Linked DNA regions of Mus musculus: all the other regions are linked to region 1. The links are chromatin loops, found by intact Hi-C in ENCODE. Cell type or tissue: left cerebral cortex. All regions are shown on one strand. Region 1 has its middle 25 kb from the start of 2410004P03Rik. Region 2 has its middle 79 kb from the start of Kcnf1. Region 3 has its middle 73 kb from the start of 2410004P03Rik.

The links. Peaks named below come from ENCODE experiments on the same cell type or tissue, not always from the same donor. Only the 100,000 strongest peaks of a DNase experiment are listed, where the experiment ranks them.
Region 2: it touches region 1 in a loop (2.8-fold over the local background); 6 of 42 quality-filtered maps call a loop at or near these places.
Region 3: a loop joins it to region 1, with 2.3 times the contacts of the local background. A loop is called at or near these places in 6 of 42 quality-filtered maps.

Annotation. Positions count from the first base shown.
Region 1 is chr12:17,032,378-17,040,377 of GRCm38, reverse strand. No RefSeq gene overlaps it. Among named protein-coding and RNA genes, the nearest start is that of 2410004P03Rik, 25 kb to the right of the region's middle. In left cerebral cortex, CTCF peaks have their summits at 4,998 (motif pointing right) and 7,134 (motif pointing left); DNase peaks (open chromatin) are centred at 5,004, 6,151, 6,721, 7,107 and 2 more places; H3K27ac peaks cover 1,635 bases.
Region 2 is chr12:17,093,560-17,101,559 of GRCm38, reverse strand. No RefSeq gene overlaps it. Among named protein-coding and RNA genes, the nearest start is that of Kcnf1, 79 kb to the left of the region's middle. In left cerebral cortex, no CTCF peak of the experiment used is centred here; DNase peaks (open chromatin) are centred at 3,508, 3,987, 7,661, 7,945 and 1 more place; H3K27ac peaks cover 1,840 bases.
Region 3 is chr12:17,080,954-17,088,953 of GRCm38, reverse strand. No RefSeq gene overlaps it. Among named protein-coding and RNA genes, the nearest start is that of 2410004P03Rik, 73 kb to the right of the region's middle. In left cerebral cortex, no CTCF peak of the experiment used is centred here; DNase peaks (open chromatin) are centred at 3,106 and 3,883; H3K27ac peaks cover 1,633 bases.

The DNA.
Region 1 (8,000 bases):
GCATCTTGGTACCACCAATCTCAGAGCCAGGTGCCAGAGTCTGACTCCCACTTGGTAGACCTAAGACCCTTGTAGTTACTGCTAACAAGAACCCAAACATACCAACCCCAAGAGATGCAATGGAAAGCCAGTTTTTATGACTGAAAACATACTTGTATGTTGTGGTTTGAGTGATAGATGCTTCTCACAGGCTTATATGTTTGAACAATTGATCCACAGTTGGTGGCACTGTTTGGAGAGGTTATAGAAACTTTAGGAAGTAAAACTGTCCTGGGCTTTATAGCTTGGTCATCTAAGCATACCTTCTTCTCTCCTTTCTGTCTCTGTCTCTGTCTGTCTCTCTGTCTCTGTCTCTGTCTGCCTGTCTCTCTCTCTCTCCTCTCTCTCTCTCTCTCTCTCTCTCTCTCTCTTCTCTCTCTCTCTGTGTGTGTGTGTGTGTGTGTGTGTGTGTGTGTGTGTGTGTGTGTGCATGTGTGTGTGTGTGCGTGTGTGTGTCTCCAGGCTGAAGCCAATAGAGATGTCCACCAAAAATAACAGAACAGCTCTATGTTAAGAAGCAAGAGGTGCATTTTCAGAAGAGCTGATGGGTCTGTGAATCTAGATTTTCGGTGGCTGTCAGTTAAGATGTCACAAGTGTGGCAAGAGACTGCTGTATCTTGTTGGCTTGTGTCCACACTTACAATGAATAATGTCTTTGGACTCTTGGGTCATCTTTGCTAAACTCAAACTCTCAGATGGAAGTTGGAGCTTGTTTAAGCTCAAAGCATTTCCCCCAAGGAGTCCCAGCTCTGCTGAGTCATGTCTAGCCTGAGGATATTGTCTAAATGCAAATTTAAACTCCTTTTCTGAAGATACTCTTCATCTCTCTTAATGAAGTCGAAAATATCTTAACCTTGACTGCAGCTAGCCTACCCAGAACCCAGAACTTTGTACAGAAGAAAGTTCTCAGCAACTACAAAGAGGGGATAGAATATTAAGTGTGAATTAAGGCTATTGCTTGCTCTATGCAGCTTACATAAAGTATTCAAAGGATGGGAAGTGTTGTGTTGAAAGATCTCTATTTTTTCCTTTTGTTCTAAAGAAGTTATAGGCTTTCTGAGTTACATTTATTTATTTATTTATTTATTTATTTATTTAGTTAGTTAGTTAGTTAGTTAGTTAGTTAGTTAGTTATATGTGTGTGCAGGTGTGTGTATACCACATCACAGGGTCAGAGGTCACAGGACAACTCTACGGAGTGAGTTCTCTCCTCCCACATCTTTGTGGATCCTGGGGGTTCCATTCAGGTTACCAGTCTTGCACAAGGGTCTTTACCTGTTGAACCATCTCACTGACATTGCCTTGACTTTGTGAGAGGTTCTCACACTTGTACCTCAGGCTAGCATATAGCCAACTTGTGTAATCCAGGCTAGCCTAGAATTCATGTGATCCTCCTGGCCTTTAGCTACCCAGGGCTGGAATTACAAGTTTGAGTCACTATGTCAGGCTCCATACCTTAAAAAATGGTACCTCCCCTTGCATGATGTACCCCTGAAATGGGATCTGTAGACACAGCCGTCAGACTAATGCTGGCACCAGGTTTGTTTTATTTCTCTTGTGTTACCTCTCCAGCTCTTCTTTGGATTGTTAGAATTCCCTAGCCTTGTCCATCCTGTCTCTCATTATCGCCCCAACACAATTTCTCTTTAAACAAACTGTCCAGACAAGGAAGAAGCCCTCAGACAGGCAATGAAGGGAATTAAAAACATGTATGTTTTTTTTTCAGTAATGGACTTCCACATCTGTGGGAGAATAAGCAATCACTATAATATGTTCAACATTCCCAGGGCATCATTTCAACCATTAGCACAAAAATGAATCCAATTTTCAAACACTCTCTCTAGAGCTGCACGGGGATGGGGGAGGGGGGCTGCTGCCCAGTGGCCGCAGCATCTCCAGCACAGCTGGGCACAGCTGGAGAGAGTGAGATGCTGACTTTAGGGAAGCGAGATAGAATTATTTTGTGATAACAGGCTTTTGAGTGCCATCACCAACCCTATGCCAGATCCTCTCGCTTAGGAAAATATCGCAACACCGTACCTGACAACTAAGCCCAGGAGACAGGTTCCCATCCTTACACCAGAAATCACCAGAAAGCAAGATTTAACCATGACTCCCTTCCTACCTCTCCCCAAAGAAAAATACGTTACCGTCTGGTCAAACTAAAACAAAATGAAGAATTCTGTAAATTCCATCAAGTTCAGTAGAAAGTCTGCTTTTTGCCAGTCTTGTGGTGTGTGTGTGTGTGTGTGTGTGTGTGTGTGTGTGTGTGTGCACATGCACATGTGTGCATGCATGCTTGCACAATACCCACATATGTCTACATTAGTGTGAGCATACAGGTACACACACCTGGAGATACACCTCTGGCTGTGGCTGCTAGAGTGCTTCTAGAGAGGCTTAACGATAGAAGGGTGACCTGCGCTAAACGTGAGTAGCACCATCCTACAGGCTGAGGGCCGGATTGGATAGAAGGTTAAAAGGGTGGATGGGGCTCAGTGGTTAAGAGCACTGGTTAAAAGGACCTAAGTTCAGTTCTCAGCAACCACATGGCAGCTCAGAACTGTCTATTCTGTAGTCCCAGAGAATCCTATATTCTTTCCTGGCTTCCTGGGTTACCTGGCACACATGTAGCACACAAACTTGCAAGCAAAATACTCATAGCCATAAAAGTAAATGAATTATTTTTAATAGAAAGCTTGAGGACCACCACCTGTATCCATTTCTCACCACTATTTGCTCAGCCAAGATGTGAGGAAGTGGGCTCCTGGTGCTGCCCCTTCCCTGCCACGAGGGGCTGTGTCCTTTCCAGCTGCAAAACACTGGGAGTCCTTCCCAAGCTGTCTCTGCCAGAAACACACCACAGCCATGAGAAAGGTAGCTAACACGGGACATTGGTGCCAAGACGTGGGATCGTTGCCATGGGAAACCTGCTAGTGTAGAATGCAGGCGAGTTTAGAGCTTCAGACCAGGGAAGCAGAGCTTGATCGGCCGTTCTCAAAGCACTGACATGACGTCATCACAGGGTCTAAGAATTCACCCTCCAAAATTAAAAAGGTATGTCTGAGAAAGGTATGGTAGCACGTGCGGGTAATACCAAGGCTTGAGAAGGGGAAGCAGGAGGATCTGAAGTTCAGGGTCACCCTCAGCGACACAATGAGGAGTGACTGCTAAACAGCACAGTGTTCCTTCCGCTCTGAAGTTAAACAGCAGTGCCGGTCACTGGCTTTATAAATCTCCCGCCAACCACAGTTCTTATGGGCAGGTCTGTGGCTCACATATTATGGCTCTTTTTTCCCTTGAAGCCTGTGTGGCTAGACCTGGAATCTCCCACAGTGGAGTGGAGCCCAGAGGAAGAAGAATGTGATTACCGTGTGCTTCAAGCCGCAGGCGAACGAGGACCACACCATCTCTAAACTGAGTCTGGGAGAAAGGATGAAACGCAGAGAGATGCAGCGAACTGGAGCAATTCAGCAGGTGACAGTATGTCACAGGACGAACTGGAGCAATTCAGCAGGTGACAGTATGTCACAGGAGTCGGAGACCGAGGATAGAGCTTACAGCTTCCACCCAGCAGCGCCCAGGGGAACCGTCAGGCATGTGGAATGTCACACACTGTATAACGAGAGGTTTCCTGACCAAGCCCTAAGGAAGCCACAGTTGACTGCATCCTGCTTGGGATGTGCTTAGAAGAGACCACCCCTAAAAGGAGCCCGATAGTGAAAGGCCATGCTGAAACCAGTCATCCCTGTGATATTATTTATTATTATTGTTATTATTATTGTTATTATTATTATTAATCCTGATGGAGTCAATTCGTTTTCATGGAGTTTTTAGTCCACTCGCTGCTTCCTGGGTTAGCCATCTGAATCAATTAGCAGTTGTTAATTGCCTGCTGAGCACCAGACACCGTGTTTCCGAATCCATCCACTCAATATTCATCGCCCTGGGGTCCAATAAAGAGGCTTCCCACAGGCTGAGGTACTCAGGAATCCCAAGCAGGCAAACATAGGCCCCAAAGTACATGGGTCATTGTCAAGAAGTAACCCTTCCCCTCAGGACTGATGCTTAAATACCCCTTGCCAGTCACAAATCGAGATAGCAAGGACAGGTATATTATACCCTTGTCATAGCCAACCTGGCCCCCAAGTAAGGAGTGCCAGCCACCTCCGGAATGCATGGGTGGGTTGGATTAGATGTCAAGTCAGGGATGAAGCCAATCCACAGGCGTCCCACTGAGGACCAATTGACCATGCCAGAGTCTGTGGCCAAGCTTCCCAGCTTTGTACTCTAAGATGTGGTTCCAAAAGCCTCCCTAGAGGGCACAGAGGGAGAAAGAGTCCCCCAGAGTGTCTGCACAAAGCACGCACGACCCTAGGCCTGAGCAGCAGCAGCCCAGAGTGGCACCCCTCTCAGCAGGAGAACAGGATGCATGAGTGGAGCCCGGGGGGTGGGGGGTGGGGGGTGGGGGGTGGGGGGGGGTGAGGACAGTTTGTCCCTGTGTCACCAGGACATCAGGATGTGAGGCTGGAAACAGTTCCTGGCTCCAGGATTCAGGACTTTAGACTTTCCCAGTCTGTCACGTTGAGCCTAGCATGGCATCCATCATCAGGTCACCTCCAGGTGCTGCTGTGGCTTTGGCAAGTCCTAGCACTATTTGTGATACAGCCACAGCCACAAGGGGTGTGTGTGTGGAGGGGGGGGGGTGTGTCTTCCTTGACTGTAGAGGTAGAGGCAGGAAGGTAAGTTCAAGTTCATCTTCATCTACATGGAGAGTTCAAGGCCAGCCTGGGCTATGTGAGACTCTGTTTCAAAATAAAATTTCTCTGGGAGTTAAGGAGAAAAACTTCTGGAAATTCCAGGATGAATACCCAGCCCCACCCAGGTCTCACAAAATAAAAGGCTTTCAGGACATAAGCATGTCTAACACATCTCTATCTGGAGGTTCTGTCCTGCAGGGGGTGCTGTCCATCCACAGAGCACAGGGCTGGTAGTTGAAGTCTCAGGGTACTCCAGATCTCTGCCTGTCACACGGGTGTTTCAGGACCACCCTTCCGGTGTGCTTTCTGTTAAAGATGGTCTTGAATGGCAGAGAGAATTCTTCAGCTCTCTCTAAACTGGGGTTTTAAAAAGCTCTTAGTGTGAACAATCTTCTTAGGTGAGTTGGGATAAGTCACCTCATGCCTGTGAGATCAACACTGCACCTCTCCAGTTGCTAATTGTGGCCACTGTGCCTTCAGTGAGGCTACAGCCTGTTTTACAACTCTTGTAGTCACTGAGGCCTGAGAACGCGGTGTTACAACAAGCTGGTGCCTGGGAACACGGAAGGCAGAAGAGCCGGGTATCTCCTCTTTGACTCTCCTGGGCTCCATGCTGGGGATTCCCCCAGATTGCCTATCTGTCACCTCAAATCCCCATGTATCCCCCAGAAGAGATACACAGAGTCCTATCACCCCTTGGGCAGAAGAGCTCAGGACCATGTGGCCTGTTCTCTTTCAGACATGCCAGTTTCTCCAGTTATGTTATCAAGAAAGCACAAAATCCTCAGGCTGGCTAGCTACCCCAAGGGCAGAGCAGGACAATGCTTTGAGATTGTCCCCAGCACTGAGTTAAAGGAGGTAGCAGGTCAAAGCATCACACGTCTAGATGTGAATTTGGAAGACAGTACGAAAAGGTACTTTCTGACATCACCAGGAACAACAGATATGCGAATGCTAATTATTTATTAAATGAATAGATTCACCCGGACCATGGGTGCCAGGGGACGACGCCAGCCTCTCTTACAATTGGGAGTATTCACTGGGCTCTAGGAAGTAAGCTCAGCCCTGGGCTATCTAATGGCATAGCCGCTCCATTTGAATCCCACCTACACCAAGGATCTTAAGACAATGCCTGTCCCTCACAGGTTAACCCCCAAGGACCATTCCCTTCGCAGCAACTTAACATGCAACCAGAGGCCCGGAATTAAAATGTCTCTCGTTTTCTTTAGCCACATGGAAACGCTAATTATAGCATTCAGTCTCCAATGCATATTTATTTTGTTCATTGCTAGCCTCAGCTTGTAATGAGGAGTTGGTGCATCCAAGTTTTCTCCAGCATATTCTGGGTCTGCAGGTGACTGAGGAAATGAAGGGTGTCCTCTGTTTCTATAATTATGTCATCGTGTTACAGTTAATGTGCATAGCCAGGACCATGGGAGACACGCAGAATGTACCGGGCCAGTCCACACCCTACAGGGAAGGTTCTTGCACAAAAGCACAGAAAGGGAGCAGCCAGCCCCTAGCCAGGTGTTGACCCTAGAGGAGCCGTTTCACTGCGGCCAGGGGACTCAAGGTACCTCTTTTGTGAGCTGGTTATCAGTCCTCCCAGCTGGACCGTACATACTTGCCAATGAGTGAAGTGTTCAGGGCAGACAAATGAGAGAATGAAAACCACCTTGGTTGACTTCGGGGCTGTCATTCCTAACAGCCCATCGCTTACAATGTAAGAGGACCCAGGGTGCTCACATCCCCGGTGGAGAGACCAAGGATTTGAATCTCTGCACCTTCCGTCTGAGGTCCAGCTGGAGCGTCTGAGGCGAGCCAGTCTGTCTGCCTTTCTGCCAAGTGCCGTGTGATCATGCTCACTGTCTGCTCTGCGGCTGCTGTGTGGTTATGTAGAGATGCAGTCCACATGGTTCTGCTGAGGGCCCCACAGACAGTGTGCTTCCGGTTTCTACCACACCCTCTCTGTTCTTCACTCAGCCAATCAGATATAGGGTCTTCTTAAAGCCACAAATAGCAACAATGGGTCTGTTTGGCCTTTTCTGCTGCTTCAAAGTACAAAGAGGCCCGCTTGCTACTGACTTCACAAATGGGCTTCATTTCTTCTCGGTGGACACTTATCGTCCCTCAACTAATGCTTGGTCGGTAATGGCGATAGCTTCATTTGTGCAGAGCCCCAATATATATATATATTATACACACACACACACACACACACACACACACACACACACAAGGCACAGAGAGGATCTGTAGCCTATGTATGAACTCAGGAATAGATTGCTGGTGCTCAGGATTCAATCACTGCTCAATAGCGCCACCTGCTGGGAAGGAAGTCCTCAACGCAAGAGTTTTTTTTGTTGTTAGAAGAGACTTTAAGATGAGAGAGAAAACTGAAGTTATTTGGAGTATCACAAAAATATCCAGAATAGCGTTTCTCAATATGCTTCCCAAGGCTCCCGTAGGTGCCGTGTTGGTGTGTCTAGAATTTTCTAGGAGAGAGTCAAAGCGTGTTTCCCTTTGACGCTAGAGAAAGAGTCAGCCTCTTGGTGACCCAGTGACCAGAGGATGACTTTCATTTTCAGGCCTGTGCTTCTGGGGTGAACTCCCTGGCACCAGTGGTAGATGAACAGATAACAGGCTATGTCCTCAAGGGACTCCTGGGGATGCAGAATGGGCCAGAGGAAACACAGCCTTAAAGAGTGAAAGATTAGGAGGGGTACCCTCGATAGCAGAAGAAAGGTCATGAGCCTTCCGGTCACATGGGTGGTATGGGAAGAAGGGTAGAGAGGCAGGCAGTACATGCAGGGAGCAATGGCAACCACATCCTTTGTGGTCCACGAAGTTTAGAAAGTTGAAAGCTGAGGCAAGAACCTGTCCTGATTCTTATTTGAGACTCTTGGAAAAGGGCGTCTGCCCTTCCCACCCCATCTCCATAGCCTGGCTCTCCATCACCATTAGGACCATGGTGCTTGGGAAACACACTGGGTCAGTGACTGGTCCTTAGAACCCGATGTGCTCCACAGGACATGGAGGTGTCCCTAGGTGGAGCCAGGAACAAGGAGCAGTGGAAAGCTTAACATGGGCACCTTTTCCAATAGCACTACCCATGAGGTCTGTCGAGCTAGGGACCAATGCAAGTGCCACCCATAGATCAGGACATCTACAGCAGCCAGGACACTGGCCAAAATGGACGGC
Region 2 (8,000 bases), 61 kb before region 1:
ATCTATAACCAGGAGCCAGCTCTCTGCTATCCTGAGACACCACACAGTGTGATTTGAATTGTCTCAGGGGCTTATGTTTGGAATGTTAAGTCCCTAGACAGTAGTATTATTTAGGAAGGCTGTAGAATTTTCAGCAGATAAGGTCTGGCTGGCAGAGGAAGTAGACCCTTAAAGGTGGGCTGTTGAAAGCTGTAGCCCACCCCTGATGAGTCTGCCTCATAGTGGACAACCTCCACCACACACTCCTGCTCCTGTGAATTCAGTTCCCTGCCCTTACCTTTCCTGACATAATGGATTGAATCCTACAGAAACTATGAGACAATATTAATTTCTCCTTCCTTGTTTCTGCCAAATGTTTTGTTCACAGCACTGTAAGAGCCACTGTCATGAGATATCTATCCCCTCTGTCTTCCCAATCTGCAGACACCATGGCAAATGACATCTTCCCCCCCCCCCTTTTTTGTGAGTTCCCTGTTTCCTTTGATCTTGTTGATAACTCTTGTTTTTTCTTTTGTAGCTTGATTTAAAAGTTAAAATGGCAAATATCTCATTTCATCCCCATCAGGAGAAGTTGTGGGACTTCAAAGGCTGACACCAAAAGAAAGAAGAGAGGCTGGGGCTGTGATTTATTTATGGAATAGTCAGTTCCTGGTTAATTTGCTCATTAATTTCATGAGTACATGAGCTTGGGAAGCGCCAGAGCATCCCAGTGACTTGTGGCATCACAAGGGGGTGGTGGCATCATCAACACCATCCTTCCTCTGTGAATGCAACTGAAGGGAGAGGGGAAGGGCCTGTGCTGGGGTGCCTTGGTGGGTTCATGAACAGCAGGGAGACCTATGGAAGGACATGGAGTCAAGGAAGGGATTATGGAAGAAAGGGCTGCACCTCATGAACCCTCACAGTCTGGAACTTTAAGAACTTGGGCTGGAGGAATGGTTCAGTGACTTAAGAGTACAAACTATTCTCACAGAGGACCCAAGCACAGTCCCCAGTATCTATGTCAGATGCCTGACAACTTTCCTGCAACTCTAGATCCAAGCTGAATCCAACACCTCTGATCACCACAGGCATTTGTACATGTGTGTGCGCACACACACAGACACACAAATCATCATGAATAAAATAGATCTGAAAAGAACTTGCCATAGGACCATTCAGATAACTCAAGTCTGACAACCTGAGTTCAATCCCCAAAAACTACAGTGAAAGACAAAAACTGGCTCTCAGAAGTTGTCCTTTGATCTCCACACATGGGGCAGGGGAAGAGGGACATGAAAACAAAGTAGTCTTGCAGTGGGGGTCAGGGAGGCTATTTGAGGGAATACCACTACAGGTTGACTCACATGGAGATTTTTCTGAGCCCAATCTAGCATCAGAGAAATTTCAGTTTGGGGTGAACAGATAACTTAGGACTGAGCACCCCAGCTGGGGCGAGTAGCTATAGCTTGGTTAGACCACCATGGAAAGTAGTTGGCTGCCAGCATATTCTATTTTATGACAGTATCCAATTGTGAGTAGATGTGGATTTCATCTCCCATCTTCTAGACTCCTTTGCAGCTAGGAATAACTATGTGACATGGTAACCATGTCTGAACCACTTTCTCCAAAACACATGAATGTCTTAATTCCCAATACTATGAAATAATAGAAATAGGGTCAGTCACTTTAAATATTATCAGTTAATGGGAAGTGGCATGGGAGTAGGTGAGCCCTTACCCAATATGACTGATGTTCTTAGAAGAGGACACTGGAGCCAAATACTTTAGAGGAGCCATGTGTGATGGCTCAAGAATCACCAAGAGAAGAGCCTTTGGAAATGCATGTGAGGCGGCTTCTGGATTGGGTCAGTTGAGGTGGGAGGATCCATCCGAAGCATGGACAGTACCATCCCCTAGGCTGAGATTCTGAACTGCATGAGAAGGAGAAAGTTGAGCAGCAGCCTTCATGTCTCTGCTTCTTGACTGTGATGCAGAGGGACCAACACCTCATTTTCTCTGCCATGATGAAGTGTATCCCCTTAAACCAAAACCTGAATAAAGTCTTCCTCCCTTAAGATGCTTCAGTCTGGTATTTAATGATAACAGTAAGAAAAGTAACTAATGTGCCAGGTGAAGAAAAGCAAGGCCAATGAGGAGCTCACAAGCCAAGGAATGCCAGCAGAGGTTAGAAGAGGCCAGGAAAAATTCTTCTAGAGCCTTCAAGGGGCACATGATCCTGATAACACTTTGACTTGTATCTCTGGTTTCCAGCATGTGAGACAACACATTTGCATTGTTGTTATCCACTGATTCTGTGATACTTCGTTCCTGCAATCCCAGGAAACAGAGATGTGTTTGATAATAAAATGTAAGTGGAATCTGTCAACCCATGCCTGGCTTTATATAAGGTCTGAGGCACACACACATGTAGCATCGGAACCAAAAGCCTGTGTGCTCCACACAGCAGGGAGGCAGACAGTCCCTGGAACACCCACCTAAGATCAATATCATATCACATGGCTAACAGACACAGGGCAGAAGTGTGGAGTGGCTGATATCACTTCTTAAAGAAAAGATAGGATTACAGCAAGTGTGTGTGTGTGTGTGTGTGTGTGTGTGTGTGTGTGTGTGTGTGTGTGTTAAAGAAAGCCATAGCTGGGCTTACTAGTGCAGGTCCATCATGTCAGCTCTTTGAATAGCTAAAGCAGGAGAATTGTAAATTCAAACCTTGCCTGAGTTACAGAGTAAGTTGAAAGCCAGTCTAGACTATTTAAATGCCAGGAATGGAAGAGAGGCCTAGGGATGTAGCTTATGGATAGAGTATCTCCTAGCATTCATGTTTAATCCCCAAGACCAGGAAAAAAAAAAAGTAAGGAAGAGGGAGGGAGAAAATTAAAAAGAAAGCCTCAGGCACTGGAGAGATGGCTCAGCAATCAAGAACACTGGCTGCCGCTCCAGAGATCTTAACTTTAGCTCACAGCACACACACATGGCTGCTCACAACTGTCTGTAACTCCAGTTCCAGGGGATCTGTTGCCCTCTTCTGACTTCTGTGGGCACCAGGAAGGAACATGAAGCGTATGCATACATGTGAGCAAAACACTCATAAACATGAAGTAAAAATAGAAGCCATCCTGCAAATCACGATAGACCAAGTAAACTCACTCTCTTCTGTATTTTAAATTTTTAAAGATGAATTCAGTCTAAATAAAATTTTTACATTTAATTAAAAATTAAAAACAAAACAAGAATAATCAACACAAAGGAAGAAGTCAGGATGCCATAGAGACTGGCATTGGAAAGCCAGATGGGACCCAGGCTTGACACAAAGATAGGTTCACAGATGCTGGGGTAAAATTTATAAGCAAAGGCTGTTCACCGAGACAGCATCACATTAACTCTCTGCCACAAGGAACAGAGGATTCATGGAGCACGGAGCGGGAGGAGGCGGGTTACAATGAAGGGTGTGAATCATAGCTGTCTTTGATTCCTCTAATAACCTGACTTCCTGATGACAAAGGAAACGCACGTACAGGACCTAGCTCCGCAGAAGAGGAGGCGCTTGAGAATTAGTTACCCAAACAAGCTGTCACTCACATCCGTGGCTACAGAATGACGTGCTGGGACCCGCATGATGTCCTTACATGGCTACGTGGATCGCTCCCTCGCAGCCCATAATAGATTCCATTGCGTATTAAAACCTAATATGCACTAAAATAAGCAGCACCAAACACTGGGAGGGGGGCACTGTGTGTCTGAGGTGAGAACTGCCTTAGTCTCACATCTAATACCAGGCACCCCCCAAATAGATTCCAGATGCTCGAAGGAGTTAAATAACTATGTGAGAGGGGAGCTTGTTAAAAATAGATTTGAATATTTCTTCCAACTTCAAAGAGAGGCTAGCTTCTTCAAAATGTAATCAACAGAAGACATTTCAGAGGAAACCAACATTTGACTGTTCCATTGGATCTTTTTTATTTTTATTTTTGGAGATATGGTGCTTGTGTGTGTTCCTGTGTTTGCACGTGCGTGGTCACAGGCATGTGGAGGTCTGAGGTGGGTGTCACGTGTCTTTCTCGACTGCTCTCTATCTTATACTTTGAGGTGGGGGGGTCTCTCGTTTACATGAGGGGGTCATGGGTTCCCTACCAGAGCTAACCAGCTTGTTCTGGGGTCCCCTGCCTCTGCTTCACAAGTGCAGAAATGTGAGGCTGGCTCCATGCTGACCGGGCATTCCCATGGGTGCTCCACAGCTGAGGTCTGCTCCTCTCACTTGAGTGATAAGTGCCTTCCCCACCATGAGGCCCCTCCTGTACTTACTTCAGTGGCTTTTAAATCAGCACAACTGAGCAGCCCTAAGCTGTTAAATTCCATACAACTGTGATGCATTAGACACGAAAGCATTCGTTAAGCAGCAGGTACATACAGACATACATGCTACTTTGGCCATCCCCAGACAGCCTTCAGGGACCTTGGCTTCCCCTGGATTTTAACAGGCCTAGATGCCTTATGCCTATTTGCAAAGTGCTTCCTGGGTCAGTTTGACCTGAGATTGCCCTTCTCCATTCAAGCAGAACAGGCCATGACAGCAGCAAGATATCTGCAGCATGTGGTGAGTTTATTCAGATAAATTAGAAACTCTCCAAGGCAAGGAAAAGGAGTGGTGCACAGCTGACTGATGGTTCCCTTGAAAGACAAATGTCTCAGTAGGCTGCAGCGGAGGTGTCCTGGAGAGGACCAATATTCTGAAGCAAGAGACCACCCAAAGGGGCTGAGTTCAGGACAGGAAACCCTTCCCCCAGCAGACTATCCAGGGCCCCAAGCTGAGTCCTGGTTAGTCTCTGGGCAGGTGGTAAAGTTCTAGCCATCAGGCACCTGCAGGATCTAGTCTCAGCTCAGTCCCCTACCAGCTGGTGACCTGGGCCATGTCTGAGTGTCTTAAAAATAAGAAGAGAGGCCAAGCAGTGGTGGTGCTTGTCTTTAATCCCAGAACTTGGGAGCCAGAGGCAGGTAGATATCTGAATTCGAGACCAGCCTGGTCTACAGAGTGAGTTCCAGGACAGCCAGGGCTATACAGAGAAACCCTGTCTCGAAAAACAAACAAACAAACAAAACAAAAACAAAAACAAAAAATAAGAAGAAGAAGAGAGAAGGGATTAAATGGAGAGGTCCAGAGGTGGCACTGAGTGCTCTGGTGGTATTCCAGGACTGTACCCAGCACTCTCACCACCACTCCTGGGATGGGCTGAAGGGACACGGAACATGTGCACAATACACCTGCAGGAAGCTGAGAGATCACGGTGGAAGGGAAGAACTGCAGTGAGCGGGGTTGGGAAGCTGTCATCATATCAAAGCTGCAAAGCTGACAGGGGCTGAGAGCTACACAGAGATAAGGGAACTACCAGTACATGGCTAGGGCCATAGCCCAGGCAAGCCAAGTTCTGCTGGAGTCTCAGCTGATGTGGTAGTCTGAATGAGAATGGCCTCTATAGGTTCATATATTTGAATGTTTGGTCCCCACACTAGAACTGTTTGGGAAGGATTAAGAGGTGTGGCCATACTGGAGGAAGTGTGTCACTGGGGGGGGGGGCATTGAGGTTTCCAAAGCCCATGTTTCTCTCTGTCTCTCTGTCTCTCTCTCTGATTGCAACTTACAGAAGGATGTGAGTTCTCAGCTCCTGCTATAGCACCTTACCTGCCTGCCTGCTGCTGTATTCTTTGCCTTAATGTTAATGGACTCACCCTCTGAAACTGTAAGCAAGCCCCCAAGAAAATGCTTCCTCTTAGTTGCTTTGGTCATGGTGTCTCATCACAGCAATAGAACAGTACCTAAGACAGCTGCTGCTATTGGGGCTGCAGAGTGGAAGCAATGCAAACGCCTGGCTGCTAGGAGCATAGGAACATGAGGTACTGGATAATGTGTGGGTTCCCAGCCCCAATAGCGCCTAGTGCAGAATACTGAGCCCCTCAAAAATATACCCACCCTTAGTCCCTAGCCTGCATGTGCTGGGATGTGTGGCAAAGGAGACAAGATTGCAGTCTAATCATCGGACTTTAAAACAGGATGTTGACCAGGGTTCCATGGAGACCAGTGTCTTTAAAGGAGGCTGCGATCAGAGCTCGGTTTGGAGAGTATTGCCTCATTCAGTGTGCAGAAAGCTCTGGTTCATCCTCAGGGCTGCATAAAACCAGGCAGAATAGTTCACGTCTGTCATCTTAACACCCAGGAGGGAGAAGAAGGAGAATCCGACATTTAAGATTATCCTTTGTTATCTACAGAATTTGAGGCTATCCTGGGCTACATGAGAACTTGTCTTTAAGAAAAAAAGGCAGGGAGACAGGCATGGTGATATATACCCTTAATCCTAACACTCAGGAGGCAGAGGCAGGCAGATCTCTGAGTTCGACACCAGACTAGCCAGGGCTACATAAAGAGACCTTATCAAAAACCCCAAAACAACAAAAAACCAAACCAAAATAAACCAAGAAAGGCAGGCTGTCAGTCCTTTAGCAACAGACAGGCATCTGTGTGAGAATAGGATGGCTCCCAGAAAGCACGGGCCTGGATTTCAGCCCATGATGCTGCTGTCCATGGGTCTGAGTGATGTTAAGTTTGGGGGCTCAGAGCCACTGAGTGTGTGCACTCTGTCATGCAGCAGAGTGTCATTTCCTGACTCAAAGGAGAGCCACAGCCTCATAAGAGAGGCGATACATTGATCTATTCTTCAACATCCTTGACAAGAGACAAGCCAACAAATGCATGCTGTGTGCCTCATGGATACGAGTGTCTTAAGGAAGGGAATGAAGACCCACGTAAGCATTTAAATCTAGGTGTTTGTGCTGCTCTCAATGATTCAAAGAGATCTGTGGGGAAATCCAAAATGATGACAAGGCTAAGGGCCTGCTCTTCCCTGTCTCTGCATCACAGAAAGAAGGAGCCCCATCCCTCTATGGGGAGATCACCTCTTAGCTAGGGCCTGAGGTCTGTTTCAGAAATAGCCTTCTTAGATCTGCTACTTCACAAATTCCTTCAGCTTGAAATAGTCAAGCTGAAGCACATCCCAAACCCTGTCAATTAATAGAAGAAAGAGAGAGAGAGAGAGAGAGAGAGAGAGAGAGAGAGAGAGAGAATACTGCATGAAATGGGGAACCAAAGAACCCTGAGACACCAGAGTCAGGCCTCCCTGATCTAAGGACCTAGTTCCTCTGAGAAAGGCACCATTATTGCCTCTACATGTTAAGGAGGCACAGAGAGGTCAATTGGCCTGCCTAAAGTCACAGTGTCTGGGCAGCGATGCAATTTTTCACATCTATTATCTTGGGCAGGATAAAGTGGCAGCCACACAATCTACAGTAGCGAAATACTGGGGCAGCCTGTAAGCCTAACAATAGGATTAAGTAAACGTGTTTTTATGGAACCAAATTGCTACCAGGCATGTCTCTATGTCCCAAAGATGGAGAGAGAGAGAGAGAGAGAGAGAGAGAGAGAGAGAGAGAGAGAGAGAGAGAGAGAGAGAGAGAGAGGTGTAGTGTGATTTGTGTATACACAACAGACAGGGGGAAGTAAACATAGCCGAATACAGAATCCTAATGACTGGATCCTGAGAGCCCTGCAGAGGCAGAAAGCCAGGCAGGCTGTTGGAATGAAGGGCTATTGTGAGCTTCTGAGCAGGCTCAGCATCGCCACAACCAGGATCTAGAAGGACAGACAGGCTTTTGTTGCTATTTTGTTTTGATGGTGGGACTGTTTCTCTCCCCACACCTTTTTTGCTTTTTGTTTTGTTCGTTACATTTTCATTTATGTGTGCTGGAGTTGATTCTCTCTGTCTAGTACATGGGTCTTGGGAATCAAAGTCAGGCCAGCAGACTTGACAGCAGGTGCCAGTACCCACTGAGCTGTCTCACTAGTTCTTCTTTGTCTAGAGACAGAGTCCTACTGCAAGGCTTCAGCTGGACTCCGAGTCATTGTGTAGCCCAGGCTACACAGACAGACTCATAACCTGTCTCTGCCACTTCAGT
Region 3 (8,000 bases), 49 kb before region 1:
AGCTTCAAAGCTTTTTATGCTGAAGTGATCCTCCTGCCTCAACCTCTCAGGGATTACAAGTGTGTGTCACTGTGCCCCATTTACTGTTTCTTCTACTAATAACACTGCCCAAGCTCATTATCACACTGGGAGTCAGGAGGACACTGCACGAAAAGCAGCTTGCTGGCCAGCCCTGCAGGGCCTAAGCCTCATCTATGGACCCACGCTTTCTCCGCACTCCAGACTTGTGACAGCTATACAGGCTACCCGAGGACAGTGCTAGCCTCAGCCCAGTCAGCTCTTCTGCTCCCACCTATGGGAAACAACCTCAGAGAATTAGGCTGGGACCAGCGAAGTCAATAGCAGACCTGCTAAGAATAGCTGCGTAGTGTCACCGAGGGGCCATCATGTCACCTCACTCCCTTCACCTCAGGTTGGCTGGCTTGGCGGGAGGGCCACCCTTAAATGTCCCTTATATTGCTTGCTTCTATCACTCAGCAAGGCTTACTCTGTTCATCTCACAATTGCCTCCTGATCCGTTACTCTGTGGAGAGTCAGAGTCAGACTCCTGCAATTCTGAGAGTACCCCAGACTGCACTTTCATCACCCCAGGAGCGGGATCCCCCAGGAGCGGGATCCCGCAACTTCTCACAGTCCAATGCCCACGGGGCGGGAGCCTGGGATCCAAGCTCCCTGCCTCTGCCTCGCCCTAGGCCCTAGGCCCAGATGGACACGGGACCCCATTTTTGTCCCACAGATGGCCAGGTCACTGGTAATGCAGAAACCTCAGACAACCTAACACCCCCGCCTTCTGCCTCCCACTTTGGAAAGGAGGCCAGGCCCATTCTTGGGGTGCAGAGTTACTGATCTGGCAAAGACTAGTGGGAGGAAAGCAGGGGATCTCCGAGAGGGTCCTCTCCTTGCAACACTGGCAGAGAACACAGGAGCCTACCTTTGTGAGTGTGGTGTAGGCTCATCTTCTATGAGAGGCAGACCCCTCCCCCACCCCCAGGCCCGTGATTTGACCTCAGAATCTAGAGAGAAAAAGACTCCAAATCAAAACTGCCTCCAGCAAGCTAGCAGGAGACCGTGGGATGGGAGCCAGCGTCAGGTGCGTGAACACGGGCTTGTGGTTTGGTAGATCCTACCCTAACCCAATGGCAAAGTGAGCCTTCTTGGAGAGTTCTAAAAATCTCTGAGAGGATGCAGCCCCAGCTAGCTAAATCTACAAAGACCTGCAGACAAACAGCACTCCCAGCAAAATGGGCAGCTTGAGTCCAGGCATGTGTTCATGCAACAGACCTTCCTGTCCCGAGGGCCCAGGAGGGGTCTAGTGATGGATCATCACTAGCTGCTGCAGCAAAGGCATTCTCAGCCTCCTGTGGATGGAGACAATCAGAGTTGTCTGAGGACAGGAGGCCAGGAATTCTAGGTATGCAGGACATGAGCTAAAGTCGGCTGAGAGGAGGGAACCTCAGTTAAGAAAATGGTTCCATATATAGGGCTGTAGACGCCTGTAGAACATTTTCTTAATTAGTGATTGACAAGGGAGGGCCCAGCCCATTGTGGGTGGGGCCACCCCTGGGCTGGTGGTCCTGGTTCTATAAGAAAGCAGGCTGAACAAGCCATGAAGAGCAAGCCGGTAAGCAGCATCCTCTGTGGTCTCTGCATCAGCTCCTGCCTCCAGGTTTCTGCCCTGTTTGAGTTCCTGTCCTGACTTCCTTTGATAATGAACTGTGGTGTGGAAACTTAAGCCAAATAAACCCTTTCTTTCCCAGGCTGCTTTGGTCATGGTGTTTCATCACAGCAAGGTAACCCTTCCTAAGACTCCAGGGAACAACTTCTTGACATGGAAATAATAAGAGAAAACATCGCAAACCTATAATCAAACCTTCAGTGAGGTTTCAGCTCTCAATCAGAGGAGACACAGCCCTGGCTAACTGAAGCCAGGCTGCTCTCCAAACAAGTAGACAGACACGGTTTTTGTTGATTCTCTGGGGTAGGGTCAAAGTTGGTAATTCATTGTCAGAAGATGGTTTCCTTCTTTCCCAGGCCCGTGACCAACCTGTCACAGAAACTTCTGAGTTCCTCTGTGGCTGGAGCCATCATCCTGGGCAAACATCGTCACGTGTGGTTCAGTATGGGCCTATGACGGACTGGAGAGTGTTAAATGTGTAAGCTGCTTTATGGATAGGGTAGGGTTAAGATTAAGGCTTTTAGATGGTTTGTCAAGTAAAGTCACTTGCCAGTCCAGCCACACTAAGCCTGGCAGCCTGAGTTCCATCCTGGGTCCCACATAGGGAAAGAAGACAGCCAACTCCCTCAGTTGTCATATGACCCCCCCCACTCCATGCACAAACACATATACAGGCTGTGTCGTACATGGATTTCACACATGCACACTTGTCCGCTTCAGCAGACAATCAGCATTCTGCACGCAGGCCCAGCAGCCGCTGACCTGCGGCTTACCTCATTCAACAGACTGACACAAAATGAAGGCAATGCCAAACCTGTTCATCCAGTCACCCATGGGGCATCTAGGTCAAGCGGCCTTACAGTCCCAGAAAGGAACTTTGACAACTGTAGTCGAAATGTACCCAGTGGAAGCATTCCCACAGCAAAGCTTCTGGGAGACTAATGATGTATTACCCAGCTATATGGCCCCTTCAGCGAAATTGCAGCAAGTGAAGCTAGAGAGGGTTTGGACCTTGGTAACACGGGGAGCCCAAGAGTCTCAGGACTTCTCCCGCCTTGAGTAGAATACAGAGCTTCAGCACGGAAGAAGAGAAATAACGCAGACAGGTGAAAAGCGCTGTGAACGCCACAGAGCTTTCCTGTTCTTGCTAGGCTTCTATTACTGTGTTAAAACACCCTGACTCAAAGGCATTTGGCAGGTGTATGTGTGTTTACATATGTTGGCTTACATATCCCAGGTCACAGTCCATTGAGGGAGGAAGCCAAGATAGGACCCTGGATGTGGAACTGAAGCAGAGGCCATGGAGGGGTGTTGCTTACTGGCTTGCTCTCCATGGCTTGTTCAGCCTGCTTTCTTAGACCATCCAGCATCACTTGCCCAGGGGCAACCACACCCACAGTGGGCTGGGCCCTCCCACAGCAATCAGTTATCAAGGAAATGCCCCCCAGAGTTGCCTACAGACCAATCTGGTAGAGGCAATTCCTTAACTGACACTTCCTCTTCCCAGGTGACTCTAGCTTGAATCAAATCAACAAAGCACCAATCCACACACCAAGCTCATACTGTGCTGAGCCCTGGGCAGCCTGCTCAGGCCTGTGTGCTCTGCAGTTTGGGCAAGAGAGAGAAGACACTTAAGTTATTTGCTGTAACAGGCAGAAAGAGGGGGGGTGACAGCAGGAGAATTGTCCAAAGAGGAAAGAAAAGAACAAGAAGGAAGGGCAGGACAAACATTAAGGTCATGACTGCCCAAACTACAGCAAGGGCAGAGACTGCCACAGGACAGCCAGTGTGCTAAGAGCCTCCCATCCCTCAGCCTCCATCTTCAGGATGCTGTGATCAATTGCACAAGCAGGGTTGACTGTCCCAACGTGGACGGAGGCTAAGACTCAGGGAGGTGACTCATTAGAGCTGCACAGCAAGACAGCCACAGAGCCATGACTCAAACAACCGTCCCCTCCTCTGTCCTGGGCCATTCTCTCTTAGAAAGTGAATGTGCCAAGCACCTGATATGTCACACGAAGCAACACGAGGTCTCAGAATCAATAAAGACATCCCTCCCCTCTGGGAAATGGTATCTATACATTTAAATTGGCTGTCTTCATAATCAGACGAAGGGCATTTTATTTTAATGTAACAGCTGAGAGGCAAAATCAGGTCCCGTTTCAAGTACCACTAAAATCTGCTGTGTGGGTAGGCTCTCAATGTGGAAATGAGGCACCCTTAACAGCCGCCCACACAGCCGCCTAATCTTCACTCAAGAGGCGCTATTGAAAAAAAAAAAAGTGACTCAAAATCACCAGCAACTTTGAATTTAACTTCTGAAACCTTCAGTTGATAGAGCAGGAAATGAGCCAAGAAAAAGAGCAACCCCCCCCCCAACAGAGCGGCCTGGAACTCCAGCCTTGTCCACAAGACACCTGTCACCATCTGCCAGGACCGTCACAGGCACACAAAAACATCTGACCATTCAAGACAGCTTGTCACATGCCACTCATGGAGCCGCCAGAGGGGTCCTGGAGAGGAGAGGTGGTACTCTGGTGGTGCTCTGCATTGTTCAGAGATCAGGAGGGAGTTGGGGAGGGAGTTGATACTTCCTGTTTCTACCACAGCACCCCTGTCTACCTTGTGATCTCCTGCTGGGTCACTAGAACATTTGCAGCCTGACCTTCTGCTTCCACGGACCCTGCCAAGCTTCATAGTCCTGGGGTGTTGTCCCTGGAACAGGAGTTGGGCACTGGGGCTCCCTTTATCCCAGCTCCTGGTCCCTGTAAGGTGTCCTCTGTGGGCCTGGCCCCTCTCCTTCATCCTATAGCCCATCTCAGGGATCCATGGCACAAAAGCCTCACAGATGTCCTGGGGTCACTTAAAAAAAGACCCATGGAAAGGTTATATCAATGTCCAAGGCTGATCTATCTTTGGGGGAAGGGGAGTTTGAGGGGGAGCAGCATGGTTTTGAGACAGGGTTTCTCTATGTAGTCCTAGCTGTCCTGAAACTCTCTGTGTAAACCAGGCTGGCCTTGAACTCAGAGATCAGCCTGCCTCTGCCTCTGCCTCTGCCTCTCTGCCTCTGCCTCTCTGCCTCTCTGCCTCTCTGCCTCTCTGCCTCTCTGCCTCTGCCTCTGCCTCTGCCTCTGCCTCTGCCTCTGCCTCTGCCTCTGCCTCTGCCTCTGCCTCTGCCTCTGCCTCTCTGCCTCTCTGCCTCTCTGCCTCTCTGCCTCTGCCTCTCTGCCTCTGCCTCTCTGCCTCTGCCTCTCTGCCTCTGCCTCTCTGCCTCTGCCTCTCTGCCTCTGCCTCTCTGCCTCTGCCTCTCTGCCTCTGCCTCTCTGCCTCTGCCTCTCTGCCTCTGCCTCTGCCTCTGCCTCTGCCTCTGCCTCTGCCTCTGCCTCTGCCTCTGCCTCTCTGCCTCTCTGCCTCTCTGCCTCTCTGCCTCTCTGCCTCTCTGCCTCTGCCTCTCTGCCTCTGCCTCTCTGCCTCTGCCTCTCTGCCTCTGCCTCTCTGCCTCTGCCTCTCTGCCTCTGCCTCTGCCTCTGCCTCTGCCTCTGCCTCTGCCTCTGCCTCTGCCTCTGCCTCTGCCTCTGCCTCTGCCTCTGCCTCTGCCTCTGCCTCTGCCTCTGCCTCCCAAGTGCTGGGACTAAAGATGCGTGCCACTATGCCTGACAGCCTATCTATCTTAAACAAAGCTTACAACTTGCTGAACCACAGAGGACCCTCCCCTGAGCTTTGTCAGTATGTAGCTGCATGTATGCCGTATTTCACATCTCCACTGTTCTATGGGATGACTATGGAGAAGATGACTCCAGAAAAGAGCACAAGGATGCAAACATGCTTACATGCAAGTGGCTGGGCAGCAGCCCCAAACTGGGGTGCTGTCCTTAAAGAGGTAAAACGTATGCAGCAAATGGGGCACAGAGCCACAGAGGTAGAAGACATTTCTGGACCCAGGATTTTCATATGAGCTGTCAACAGGACCAGAGGGAACATTTTAATACCTGCTTTGGGATCACAGAACCATCTGAAGGGCCCTTGGCTTAAACACCTGGTGTAGTTGTATCCCCTCAGCCACACTCTGTTCACACATCTTCAGCTTCAAGAGGCCTGGGTTTGAATAGGACCAGCTGCTTTTTTAAAATTTTCTTCCAACATCCATGAAAGGTTGGATATGTGAGGGGAAGAAGGAGGGAAGTGGGGTGGGATGGACAAAGGAAGGACAGATTTACAAAGCGCAGGTAATCAAGGGGGATATGGCATGTGTGTGTGCACACACATGTGCACAAGCCATGGTTGATGTCAGCTGTCTCCAATTGCTCTCTAGCTTCCTTTATTTTGCAGAGTCTCTAACTTAACCTGGAGCTTACCAATTCCCCTAGACTGGATCTGCTAGTCTCTACCAAATGCTGGGACTACAGGTTGGCATCACTCTGGGCTTTTCGGAGGGGGCGAGGCTATGGGAATCCAAGCTCAGATCTTTGTGCTTGCAGGGCAAACACCATACCCACAATCTACCCAGACCAAGAGTGATATTTTTGGAATTCCATGACCCCCCTCCACCTTTCTTCCCTCTCCAGTCCTCCAGCTTTGGTCCCCAAAATCTCCGTGTATCTATCATTGTTCCTCTGCTATTGAGTCCCAGACACCAGAAAACACAACACCCAACTCCTGCCATCTCCTTCCCTCCTTTTCTAGAACTTTGTAGTTACAAATCATTTGTGCTTGCTTAATGTTGTATCTTTGAAAATTCAAAGGTCTCTGACTCTTGCCTTCATAGGCTACACAAAATAACTGTTTTTCATTATAGGTGATAAGTGAACTCTTTCTCGCACCCCTGTGCACCCCCTGTCCCCTTATTACTTTGCATTTGTCAGGTCTTAGAACACCCAACTTTGTTTTGTATCTAGAACTCACGTTAATTAAATCCCAAATTAACAACTTAATTGCCTGAAGATTAATTTTTAAAATGAAAGCCGATCGAGTTTGTATGATCATTATGTAAGTATCTTTTCCTGCAAAGCATTGCAATTTGCTCCATGGGGAAGAACACATAATTGCATGTTATTAGCAGCTTCCCCTAAACAAGTGGGGGGCACTGCTGGGGGGGTCTACCATCCCACCTTTCATGTTTGCTGTCACCTGGGAGGTCTCCATCCATCTTCTGAAAGGCATCAGGGAACTTACAAGGAGGGAATCAGGTTTTAAAGACACACTACTCTGTCATAGCAGCCGGTAATTTCATGTTGACTTCTGAACCCTCTCAAGACTGGAAGCTATGTTTTGATGTTCTGGGTTTTATCCTGTGGTCAAATGCAATGCTGGGGACCAGTTTTGTGCTCTCAGGTGACCGACCCTCTGAAGTAGTTTCTGTTGCCTCCTCTAATTCCTGCTTTCCTGTGTGTGTGTGTGTCTGTGTGGTGTATATACACATTCGTGTTTTGGGGGATGCACATGTATATATGTGCATATAGAGGCCAGAGGTCAACCTCCAATGTGTCGTAGGCCTCACCCACTTTCTTTTTGAGACAGGGTCTCCCATTGGCCTGGAATTCTTTACGTAGGCTCTATTGGCTGACCAGAGAAGCCCTGGATATGCCTGTCTCAGCACACCTTAGCCCCAGCCCCAGGATTATAAGGGAGCACCCATCACACCCTGGTTTTATGTGGGTTGGGGATCAAACCCTGGCCTCTTGCTTCTACACAATCACTTTACCTCTGAGCCATCATCCCTGGTTCTTCACTCCTGATTTCTGTTGGGAGATTCCTGAGTGATCCATTATATAAAATTCCTTTAACCCCCCCCCCTTTTTGTTTCCATTCATAATACATCTAATCAGTAGAATGCTACTGACTGTCATATCCATGGCCTAGATTGGTAAAGCGAAGCATGGAAGAAGTCATGTCCAGAAATGAAGCTGCATGAGAGATTGGGGTGCAGTTAAATGTTCTCAGAGGACAATTTTGCACACTAGTCAACAGATTGTCTCTCTTCTAACTCCATCCCCGTACAGTGCTGTCTCACCTCAGGGTCACGAGACTCTAAGCCATGATCATGTCTCTATCACAATTCTATTCCAAAGATGAAGAGCCAGTGTCCCAACTTATGAGAGGGAAATATACTATGTGGGCTTACAGCATTGTTGGAAGGGCGGAAGACCCAGACTCGAGACCTAGCATCCAGAAGTGACTCAGAACCACAGCGACAAGGCAGCCTACCAGGAAGCTGTTCTAGCCTACCGAGGAATCCTGAGGGAGACAAAAACCAGTCCTGACTCTTGGTCTCAGAATCCATAGAGAGGCAGAAGCTACTGACCCTCTTCTGTGGGTCACAGGCCTT